2 separate regions of the Homo sapiens genome follow, and region 2 is linked to region 1. Evidence: chromatin loops called from intact Hi-C (ENCODE). Cell type or tissue: dorsolateral prefrontal cortex. All regions are shown on one strand. Each heading gives the region's core, and the rest is flanking DNA. Links, peaks and the distances in the headings are about the cores only.

Evidence for each region. Peaks named below come from ENCODE experiments on the same cell type or tissue, not always from the same donor. Only the 100,000 strongest peaks of a DNase experiment are listed, where the experiment ranks them.
Region 2: it touches region 1 in a loop (2.6-fold over the local background); 50 of 110 quality-filtered maps call a loop at or near these places.

The regions. Positions count from the first base shown.
Region 1 is chr11:22,337,424-22,343,468 of GRCh38, forward strand. SLC17A6 (solute carrier family 17 member 6) reads left to right here and starts at 958. Exons shown (of 12, transcript NM_020346.3): 1 at 958-1,196; 2 at 4,105-4,357; 3 at 5,824-5,942. The coding sequence starts at 1,111. SLC17A6-DT (SLC17A6 divergent transcript) reads right to left here and starts at 799. Exons shown (of 4, transcript NR_186351.1): 1 at 572-799. In dorsolateral prefrontal cortex, for the core only: no CTCF peak of the experiment used is centred there; a DNase peak (open chromatin) is centred at 3,584; H3K4me3 peaks cover 2,455 bases; H3K27ac peaks cover 1,536 bases; H3K27me3 peaks cover 4,521 bases.
Region 2 is chr11:22,537,580-22,543,624 of GRCh38, forward strand. No RefSeq gene overlaps it. Among named protein-coding and RNA genes, the nearest start is that of LINC01495, 49 kb to the left of the region's middle. In dorsolateral prefrontal cortex, for the core only: a CTCF peak has its summit at 2,601 (motif pointing left); no DNase peak of the experiment used is centred there.

The DNA.
Region 1 (6,045 bases), core at 761-5,760:
AGGGAGCCTAGGTGTCTTGGAACACCACAAGCATAAGTTAAATATGTTGAAATCTTTCTTCCCTGCAATACTGGCATCAGCGTGCTGGACAAAACGTAGCAAACTAGAAGTAACTTGTGAATTTTTAATAAAGTTGTCTTCCCTAGCAGAGCTAAATGCACCATTCTCCCTGCAAACTCTGGAGATGATGACATCTTCCCAATGGTTTCCATAGCATCCGTTCCTGAAGAGCCCCCGTATGGTCCTTGGTCAGGGCGATCCGCCCAGCTCCCCTAGAAAGTTGGCAACCTAGCTAGCCAAAAGAAGAGTCCCCTATTCCTGAAACTTACTCTGTCCGTGGTGCTGAAACATTGTACCGAGACCCGCCCAGACGGGCGCTGTCAGCCGCTGAAAAAAAAAATCTTCCCCGAGGCTGCCCAAATCAGAACTGTGTATCTTTTATTTACTCACGTCCTCAAAGAGCAGCAAGCCTTCTCCATCTTAATTTGACTCTACCGCAGAGCAGACTTACGCTGGCGTGATGGGAGGAGATCATGGGCAGAGAGGAAAAACTAATAGCAGCATTGCTCACCTGAGACCTGAGATGCTCCCATGAGTTTTGAATATGCTCTGCTCCTTACAGCAAAGACACCATTTTTAAAAGTACCATTCTTTTGACTTTGCTGTTCCCAAGGCTTCTGTGATATTCCGGCCCCTCCGTTTAAAAGCCATCAGATTTGAGAGCAATAAGTCTTCAAAACCGGGAATTTACATTGTTTTTCAGCTGACCGACTTCCAGGAAAAGGACTCAACCGCATCTACCCAAATACCGTGGCACTGCTTGCGCTCTTTGCCACCGGATCCTCCCCTTCCAATGAGACTTTCTGATTGTGTCTACCAACTCTCCTATTAGGAAACCCGTGGGTTGCATGCAGCTATTCTGTTGTATTCTCATTCTCACTCTCCCTCCCTTCTCTCACTCTCACTCTTGCTGGAGGCGAGCCACTACCATTCTGCTGAGAAGGAAAAGCCCGCAACTACTTTAAGAGATTAAGACAATATGCGCAATCCTCGCCTTTCCTAGCAATCACTATTTAAATCTGGCAAGAACTGACAACAGTCTTTGCAAGAATGGAATCCGTAAAACAAAGGATTTTGGCCCCAGGAAAAGAGGGGCTAAAGAATTTTGCTGGAAAATCACTCGGCCAGATCTACAGGTAAGACAAAGCGAACACTTGCTTACCTGGGGCTCAGCATGAAAAAATCTGCAGGGCCGTTTCCGTAAACCCTGGTGGCTCAGAAAGATTGTAATATGATCGGAAAGTCTTTTTGTTGCCCATTGCTTGGAGCGGGGGTGCTCTGGAAACCTGCTTATTAATGCAGGAATGTTGCACTAAATGAACCTGTCTGGTGTGTGTGTGTGTGTGTGTGTGTGTGTGTGTGTGTGTGTTTGATTTTTGCTTTGGTGCCTGCAGAGTTTTTGTCCTTTACTACACAGGATTTATCTTCTTTACAGTTAAGAAATGGCCAGCCCCTGCTCAAACAGCGTTTCTTTTGGTGCTTATAGATACCCCGAATTAAATTCCTTTGATGCAGACAAATGAATATAAAACACAACCATCTAAAAAAATAACCAAGAAATTCCAAAGAGTAATGGTTTATATATATATATATGTTATATATATATGTTATATATATATGTTATATATATATGTTATATATATATGTTATATATATATGTTATATATAGTTATATATATATGTTATATATATATGTTTTATATATATATATATATATATATGTTAGAGAGAGAGAGAAAGAGAGAGGTCTCAGCTTCAAAAGCATAGTAGAGAATCCCCTAGTGAAATATGTCTTCTGTATTGAATGAAGAAGAATCAAAATATATCAATAATTGATAGTTGAAGCAATTCCTTTCTCTGAGCCTGAAACAATGTATATGCATTTTTAATTATTTTCATCTCCTAGAGTCTATTTCTTGCATAGGAAATGTCAATGCCTGGAAGAACAGCCATAAATATAACAAGCAACATTACTTTGAAAGTCCTAGAAATGATTTAATTATTTAATCCTCCTGTAGTCACTATACTAATTATGCTGTAATTTGCAAAACTTTAAATCATTTCAAGTATGTTATATGGATACAGCTTTTCTTAATAATTAGAGCAAAATCAAGACGACAGGGCAGACATAAAAGGAAAAAGAATTACAAAGGAGCACTAATTTTAATATTTGGGAAATTGAAGTCTCTGTAAATGCATGAGAAATGTAAAGAAAATGATCAAACCACTCCCAGATTTTCCAAATCTCTTCAGGTTTGGCGGGCTTCATGTAGGCACGATTATGCACCTATGCGGCAGTAGATACCGCAAGGGCCCTGCAGTCCCACAGCTACCATGGAAAGGGATGTTCTTTCCCAGTACAACTGCCATCCGGTGCAGAGCTCAACTTCGTATATTTGAGCACACGAAGCAAATGCAGGAAATGAAAAAAAAAAACCGCATTGGCTGAATTTTTTTCTCCCAGTAAAAATAAATTGCAATGTTTTCTAACATTGTGATCGGACTTTAAGAATAAACATTAACCTAGCCACAAATACCTTTATGACTTATTCTCCAGGTGCTACGTTATAGAATTCGGAAGCCTGACATTTTTCTTCGGGTGGCCTCAAACTTCTTGACAGCAGTATTCCAAGCTATGCATATTTGAAATTAGTTTAAAAATTTCACTTGCTTTACCCGTGTGTGTGAAAACAATTGGGTGTTCACATAGCACTTAAAACAGCACAGGTGAAAAGCAATTACACGGTAGATTGGAAAAAATATCTGCAAATTGTAAACGGAAAGGCTCTTTGTTTAAATATCGAAAGTATCAATCGCAAGGGGCTACGTACAGAGATGTTACCTTATACATTCCTTTTGTTTGTTTGTTGTTAATAGAAATTTCATGAATATGTTGTAGACTAGAACACTACCACCTTTTAGTAAAACCATTCCTTTTCTCTGCATTCCCCTTTTCATTTGTCCCTTCTCCCAAGGACCAAAGCCAAAAATGAATTGATGGTTGAAATCTTATGAAACACTATGCAAAAACAAATATTTAAGTGAGATCTTCCCCTTTGATGTGGAATATCTTACAAAAGTTGATTTGGGGGAGCCTTTGTATATCTGGGAGTCGCATTTTGCGTCTTGGGAAATGGACCCTTGACATTTTTCGGTGTTTGTAAGAGAGATAGTAATGACGCAAGATTGTGAATAATTAATTATTCATGTTCTGGCAGTAGGAAGCTTAGGTGTCGGCCATATGCTGTGGAGCCCTTTGTCTCCAACTCGAGTAATAAGAAAAAAAAAATAGTAAGAAGTGTAACAGGGGAGTAAGCATTGAACTAGAGCCCTGGGGCGGGATGAAGGGGAAGGAGAGTGCATGACACTCTCAGCGAGAGCTCTCAGGCCTTCTCCTCACGCACAGGCACTAGCCTAGAGAGGCCTTAGTCCAGGGGGTGCTCCAGGCTCAGCTCAGGGGGTGGATTGGGGAGCGGAATACCAGCATCGTCAACCTGGAAAGCTTCAACTTGCTAGAAACGGAAAAGGCAGCGCGGGTGGGAAAGGCTCTCTAGTTGGGCCCGCCTGCAGCGGAGCAGCTCTCTGGTGCTGTGTTGCAGGAGGACACCGCGGTAGTCAGGGTAAAGCCCTGCTGGGCGCGTGTAGGAGTGGGAGGCGCCTACTCAGGTGCAGAGGAGGCGCTGGTAACCCCTGCCCTCACAAAATGCAGACCCTGCAGATCCTGCAAGAAAGTTAGGCCCAAGCGGCCTGTGTATCTCAATCAGAGCGCCCAGGGGTGGATCCCGAGATGGGGACTCGCTACCTTAGGCCTAAAGGTGTTAAAGTTGAAGAGACGCCGCCGCCGCGGCCAAGGGCACCTGCAGAATGTGAGAGAGCCTGGGAGGTCTTGCAGCTTGGTGTCACCCCACCACCCTAATCCCCGAGGGTGGGGGGAGGTCGACGGCCCTCCTCCCAACCCCGACGGGTCCTGAAAAATGGGAATGGGTCAGCATCGGGGGTACCTAAGCCGCCAAGTCCTTGACTCGCCCCTGCTCTGCCGCGCAGGGTGCTGGAGAAGAAGCAAGACACCGGGGAGACAATCGAGCTGACGGAGGATGGGAAGCCCCTAGAGGTGCCCGAGAGGAAGGCGCCGCTGTGCGACTGCACGTGCTTCGGCCTGCCCCGCCGCTACATTATCGCCATCATGAGCGGCCTGGGCTTCTGCATCTCCTTCGGTATCCGCTGCAACCTGGGCGTGGCCATTGTGGACATGGTCAACAACAGCACCATCCACCGCGGGGGCAAGGTCATCAAGGAGGTGGGCAACGTCTGGCCGCCCTGGCTCCTGCCCTTCGGCCATGCGGCCTCGCAAAACCACATCTCCTGTTTGAGCCCCGTTCCCCCGCCACTGAGAGGAAGGTTTGGGTGCTCCCTAAGCTCCTCTCTGGCTCTGCCGTTCTAGAATGGACCCCAGTAGTGTTATCAGTTCCCTTTTCGCTCTGCTGTCTGGGCCTCCCCTTCCTCAACTGCAAAGTGGAAAAGAGGGTCTAGCTCACCAGGTTTTGTGAACTGTGACTTAATACAAGACGTTGGTGACTAGCAATGTCCACTAAGTCTAAATAGAAGTGTGTTTGTTTTACTTGGATGAATAGTGTAGCATATTAATTATAGTTTTCCCAGGACTTCAGTCCCAGCCAAAACATTCTTAATATTCACAATGAAACAAACTGGAAAACAAAATCAGCTGTGTTCATATCAGCAGGTTCAGCTGAGTGGTCTTTCGGAAGGTTTACCTCCCCCAGGAGGAGCCACAACGTAAGAGGGTCCCAGGGTGGCAGGGAGTCGCGCCCAGAGAGGGGAGGGTCACGTCAAGGTCACAGAACCCCTGGGTCCAGACTTCCTTCTTAGAAACCCCAGCTGCCGTAAACCAGACTAAGCAGGAGTTGAGTGGAGAAACTGGGGAAGACTCTTGGAATCCGGGAGACCTTGCAAGATCCTCTGGGTGTCAAAATATTATTTAAAGGGGAAAAAGGGTCCCCAGTTCTCAGGCGGGAAAAGCGCGCTCCCACCTTTCGGATGTAAATATTGAGCCCCAGTTTACCTTGAGGTTCCCCTCGGGGAGTCACCCAGGCTGCTCAGGGCGGAATTAGACCTCCCTTCAGAAATACCCCTGCCCCGTATTTATTAAAACCCCTGAGCAATGACTCCCTCTCCCTTTACTCCTCCCATTTCACCGACTACTCCAAACTCTTCAGGCCCATATCCGTCCCCATTTGTGGGGACACGCTTTCTCTTAGCCACTAAAAGCCCTGCACCTTTCACCATTTGCTCCCCACCTTCCTTCCTCAGAATTTCCCGATTTAAGTCTCCAGGGTTGGAAGTCACTACACTACTGTGTCTGCATTGGCCGGATTCGTTAAGTGGACCCCTGACAGGCGTCTCCACATCTGGCTAACAAATCTCTTCATGGGGAGTCCGAATTTCCAAGACGGGGGCCCTCTAGATTCCTCCTTCATTCAGATGATTCGATCTGCCTGACAGTAGTCAGGGAGCAAAGCCAGTGCGCCTGGCCTCACTATTAATCACAATACATTTTGTTAATGAGCAGGGTTTTTTCGTTGCAAGAGGCAATTTTGTTAGGAAACGAAAATGAAGCCACTCTTATCCCCAGAATGCATGAAGCGCCCAAGCCTTGGGGGCTTTTTGGCTTGTGAACCACTGAAAGTGAGCCTTTGGTACTGACTCTACTCTTTCCCTTCACACTTTTTTCCTACCCCTCCATAGAAAGCCAAATTCAACTGGGACCCGGAAACCGTGGGGATGATCCACGGTTCCTTCTTTTGGGGCTACATCATCACTCAGATTCCGGGAGGCTACATCGCGTCTCGGCTGGCAGCCAACAGGTAATGCGCCAGGCGGGACTGGGGCTCGGGGCGTGGTGTTTGTTTCCTCCGAAGGGGCAGCAGAAGCTGGAGCAGAGACAACAGCCCAGAGGGGTTTGAGGAC
Region 2 (6,045 bases), core at 724-5,723, 200 kb after region 1:
GAGGGATAGCATTAGGAGATAAACCTAATGCTAAATGACGAGTTAATGGGTGCAGCACACCAACATGGCACATGTATACATATGTAACAAACCTTCACGTTGTGCACATGTACCCTAAAACTTAAAGTATAATAATAATAAAATTAAAAAAAAAATAAAGAACACTGCCTTCTATTCCTAGTTTGCTGTGTTTATCATAAATGAGCTTTGAATTTTTTCAAATGCTTTTACTTCATCTTTTGAAATGATCATGTTTTATCTTTTAAGTAAGGTGTAGGTTGAATCAGTTTATGTAGTAGAGTATATATTTTTAACCAGTTAATATAGTGCATTTTATATATTTTTTTCTCTTAAAGATGAGTGTGTTTTGTTTTTGGTTTCGTTGCCTGCTGATAAAAGTAACTTCAGCTCTTTTGATTTGTCTTTGCCTGGTACATCTTTTACTATCCTTTACATTTTAGCTTTTTCATGTCCTTCATTTTTACATGTTTTTCTTGTAGATAGACTATTCAGTAGCTATTTGTTGAATGTCCCCTGGAAGCCATATTCTTGGTTAGGCACTAGGAATGCAATGAAGAAGAGACATTAGGTTCCTGATACTCTGGAATGTACATTGACATGAGAGAAATAAATACATAAGTACACAACAAGTAACTAAATGGTTATGGATTGTGATCAGTACTATGAAATACAGAAACAAAGTGTTAGGATAAAGGATAATGAGTATAGACTATCTAAGATGGGGTGGTTAGGGAAGATGACCAAGAGGAGCCAATGTTTAAGCTAAAACCTGAAGGACAAAAAGTCAATCATGTGAAAAGGTAGGAAAATCAAACATAACCAGAGGGATAAGTGCACATAGACACCCTGTGCCATCATGAACTTGGCATGCCCTACGAACAAGCAGATCATCACCCCCCATTTGAACATTGTAAGTAAGGGATTGGTGGGTCCTAAGAGGATATTAGAGAGAGACAGAGAGAGAGAGAGAGAGAGAGAGACAGAGAGAGAGAAGGGAGAAAAGACATAGAATATTTGAGTCATAATAAAGAATTTTTATTTAAGTACAAACTCTTGAAGGTTTTTTTTTAACAATGTGTCATTTCCGACTCAGGTTTCTGAAAGTTCACAATAATTTCAATAGAAAAAGGGATTTAGTAGTGATGGAGAGATAGGGAAAGAAAACACAGAGACCAGATAGGATGCTAATTCAGTGGTGATGCTGGTGGCTTGGATCAAGTTGGAGATAGTGGGCATATTTGGTATACATTTTGGATGTAAAACCAATAGAATCTGCAGGTGTTTTGGATATGAGAATAAGAGACCATTCAGAAGCAGGCATGCTTCTCATGGTTCTGACTTTAATACTGGGTAGATTGTGGTAACTTTAATTGAAATGACGGTGTGTGTATGTGTGTGTGTGTGAGAGAGAGAGAGAGAATATTTGTCTTGGGGTGTACTCATGTGTAACTTCTGGGAAATGGTGGTGGAAATAAAGGGAACAATTTTTGACACATTATCATTGAGATGCCTTTGAGACATCCAACTGGAAATGTCAAGTTGACAGTCATAAGTCTACAACTTACAGAAAATGTATATACTGGAAGTATAAGTTTGGGAATTGTTATTATATAGAACAGTGGTTAAAAGTATGGTTTTAAATATAGACTTTCTGAGTTTTAATCTGGTTTTGCAATTTACTAGCTGTGTAATTTTGGGCAAGTTATTTAACCTATCTGAATTACAGACTTGTCATCTGTAAAGTGATAATAATGATGATAGCAATGACCTTATGTAAATAAGCTAAACAGCAAAGCACTTAAAAAGTTTTTACTTGTGTTAAGCGTAAATAAATATTAGCTGCCAAGATCACCATCATCATTAATAACTCTATGGGTAACCTTTCTTGCTTAAAAACTTTCTTTTTAATAAAAGTGTCCTGGAAATATTACTTAACTCAAAGATAATGATGCTCAAATGACAAAATTGAAGGAGAAGGTAAGCATTTTGGGAGGATTTGCTATAGGAGAAATATTATTGGAAGCAGGGTATTTTGTAGTCTTCAACAAGAATGCCAAATCCACCCTAAAACCTAGCCCATCAGTGCCAAGAATATAGTAGGTGTTAAGATGATGTTTGCAGACTGCATAATACTAAAATATATTTATAATAGTTTGGATTTTTTAAGCTGCATATTCCCTAGAGTTTTCCAGGAATTTGTAAAGTATATCACTAGTTCACTGATGTGTTAAAAGGATGTTTTGCCAAATTTCATTCCAGGATTTTGTGTATTTCAAGCTGTTCTATTACACTTGCCAAGCAGACTCTCTCCTCCACATCCAGTACAAATTTTTAACTCAAAATACACACCAAAAAGAATGACTAGTTACAATTTTGGCCACTGAATGAAGTCATCATCCTTGTCTGATTCCAACTGGATTTTTTTTCTATAAACTAGGGGTCCTGGACTGTGCCTAATCTCTCACAGACATGAGAATGTTGATGTGATAGAATTATCAAATAGAAAAGATGAGACTCTATAGTTGAAGCTCAGTCACTGGGCTCTCAATGCTGGTAATAAATATTCTGGTGCACTCTAGTGGTAGAAGGAGATAGGCTGGAAGACAGGGAGGTGCACTGGAATTAGCAGTAGTGATTCTTATTCTGGACAATATACCACCAATTGTGGATTTAAAAAATTACCTGTGGGATATTTCAGGTAAATGGTAGAATTCACAGATGATCTTGTCCCCTTGTTCCTCTCTACCCAGAAAATGTCTGGAAGAGAATGACTGTATTCCTTTAATAGGTAGAACACCTCAATTTAAAAAGAAATACAGTGTGTATAGCTGAAAGCTACCTATATTTTATGGTCATTTTACTTTTCACAGGAGCAGAGTTCATTGTTGTCTTCCCATAATGATGGTAAGAAATAATTTTCAACAGAACTCTCATGTTCTATATATAGTACATGCATGTGAATAAGACAAAAGAAGTTTATAAATGCAAATTACATATTTGCACACACATTGATCAATGTCAGTTTTAGGTGTTTTTAAAATTGCATTCTGCCTCGTTATCATAGCTTTGGCTTTTCCTCTCTGTTAGTTAATTCCACAGCTAACTCCCAGGGCTCTGATCATTCATTCCCTGGCTCACAAAATCTTCCTTTTGGTGTCTGTTCTTCTATTTTCTTGTCACTGTTAATCTTTTTTCTTGTAATTTGTATCTCAATAGATTGTTTGGATTGTATATTTCTGGGAGACCCAGCTGTGCCCCGGTCATCTCTGTCACTTCCACATCACCCAGCACAGCACCTGGTGCCTAATGGGCATTTGGAAATACGCGGCAAGTGAACAAATTCATGAAAAACCTGACCTGTGACGTTAGAGACTCATGATAATGATGGATTATATCCACTGGTCCAAATCCCACTGAAGGCTCCAGTTAAGTCCCAAAAGCTAGTTAGGAAGGAGTTTAGAGCTCTTCAGAGCCTTTTTCTCCTTGGAAACCAGGTGTCACACCAACAAGAGCTGATTTCACACTTATTTTCTTCCTTCTAAGCAGGGACCAGAATGATCTTCTCACTTGTGCTACACCAAGGGAGAAGTAAAAATTTACTCAGACACTTCAGTGTCCAAATTGTTTCATAAATTAAAATGTGCGTGTGTATGTAAAAAGGGAGAAGGAGAAAAACACTACCAATATGCGTTCCAGTAGAAAGACCCCAGATTTAAGAATCTGAGAACTGAGATGAACACTCTGTAACAAACTCACCACATGGTCTGAAGCAAGTAATGGAACATCCCTATTCCCACTTGCCCTATTTATCAAACAGAACCATCATGCATAGAATCAAATAAAACAATGGATGTGACATTCTTGACAGATATAATGGACTTCCAAGGGTTGAAGCTTTTTTAAATTTAAAAGCATCTGGCTTTTGGAAGTGTCATGATGCAACTTTGTTGGAAATCTTTAAATTCATGCAGTCACTTATTTAACAAATATTTTATTGAGCATGTATTATATGCCTGGCATTCTCTCAGGAACAGAAAATACAATCATGAACAAAACAAATAAGCTTCCATCTTACTGAAATTTATATTACAGTGAAAGAAAAAATGAGTAAAAAATGAATATGAAATATATGAATATACCAAATTCATTGTGGTGAAGAAAAAGCAGGATAGAGAATGACAGATGATGCAATTTTTTATCAGATGGCCATGTAAGTGCTCTCTGAAGCAGTGACATTTAAGCCAAGACCTGAATAAAGTGAGAGAGCTGTGTGAATATCTGGGGGAAAGGGCATCCCAGGCAAAGGAAACAGATAGAGCCAAGGCCCTGAGTAGAAGAATGCTTGGATGGGCCCAAGGAATAACAAGAATGTCACTGTAGCTGAAGCGAGTAAGGAGGTAAAATATAGAGATGAAGCCAGGGTACAGATCATGCAATGCCTTGTGGGCCAGGAAGTGATTTTTTTCAATTAAATTTTTTAAAATAACTTTAGAGTTACAGAAAAGTTGCAAAGATAATACAGATAATTTTCCCATACCCCAGGCCCAGTTTCTCTTATTATTAATCTTATACTGGTCTGGTACATTTGTCACAACCAGGGTACCAATGTTAATACATTATAACTAACTATAGTCCATATTGTATTCATATTTTCTTAGCTTTTACATAACAATCATTTTTCTGTCCCTGGATTTTATTCAAGAAGCCACACTACATTTAGTCATCATATCTCCTTGGGCTTCTCTTGGTGTTGACAGTTTCTTAGCCTTTCCCTGTTTCTGATAATTTTTAAGAGTTTTGAAAAGTACTGGTCAGATATTTGATAAATTGTCCCTCAATTTGTGCGTGTTCAGAATGGTTTGCGCGTTCTTGACAGGAAGACTACAGAGGTAAAGTGCTCTTCTCATCACATTGTATTGGGAATACCTGTTATTAACATGCCTGATCACTGACGTCTATCCTTGGTCACCTGACTGAGACAGTTGTTGTCAAATGACTGTAAAGTAATTTTTCCTCATTTTCATACCATACTGTTTACAAGGGCATTACTATCAGCATCCCACATTCAAGGGGCAGGGTGTTGTGTTTCATCTCCTTGAAGGAAGGGTATCTAATAAAACCTATTTGGAATTGTTCCACATGAAAGTTTTGCCTATTATCTTCCATTTATATGTTTGTTCAGTTGTGTATTTATATCATCATGGACTCGTGGATATTGACTTTATCTTTTGGGATATAATACAATACTACATTACTTATGGTGGTGGTCACTTTGCTCCAGCTTTACCCATTGGGAGCTTTTGTCCTTGGCTCGCTTTGGCATAGCTATATCATTTTGTTTTTTGAGTCATGGAGAGACATTGATGCTATTCTAACCACAGTGGAAGCCATTGGAGAGTTTTGGGAAAAGTAGTAACATGATCCCATTTATATTTTATAAGAATTCTTGTAGCTGCAATGTAGAGAATAAACCACATTGCAAGATGGCAAGAGTAGAAGCAAGGAACCCTAAGAAAGTGATAATGGCTTGGAGAAAGCTGCAGCAGCAGAAGTGAGGAGAATTTGGGGGTATAACTTGTAGGATGAGCTTACAGCTATATTGGATGTAGACCATAAAAGCAGGAGAAGTCAAGAGTGACTCCAAGGTTTATGTCCTGAGGAATTGGATAACTGGTGATGCTATTTATATCTATGGAAAACACTGAAGAGGGAGCAGTCTTGGAACTCCAAATAATGCGTAAAATACATATAGCACAGCCAAACTAAATAAAACTATACTTAAAAGAGCAATTGCCTTGAAAACCTTGTTTTGACTTGTTTCTGTGAGGGAACTCAGCAGCATAATTCAAACACAGGCTCCCGGGCCAAGAGAGGCAGATGGTAGCTGTTCCTCAGGCTCAGGCTTAAAGAGAGGAAGGGTTTTCATTTATTTCTCTGAAGATGGTTTCTAGTCTTTTCGTTTATAAATATTTCTCTCAGTTTGTGAATGTGCTCTTGTTTTGTCTGTGTGCATTCAACTCTGAT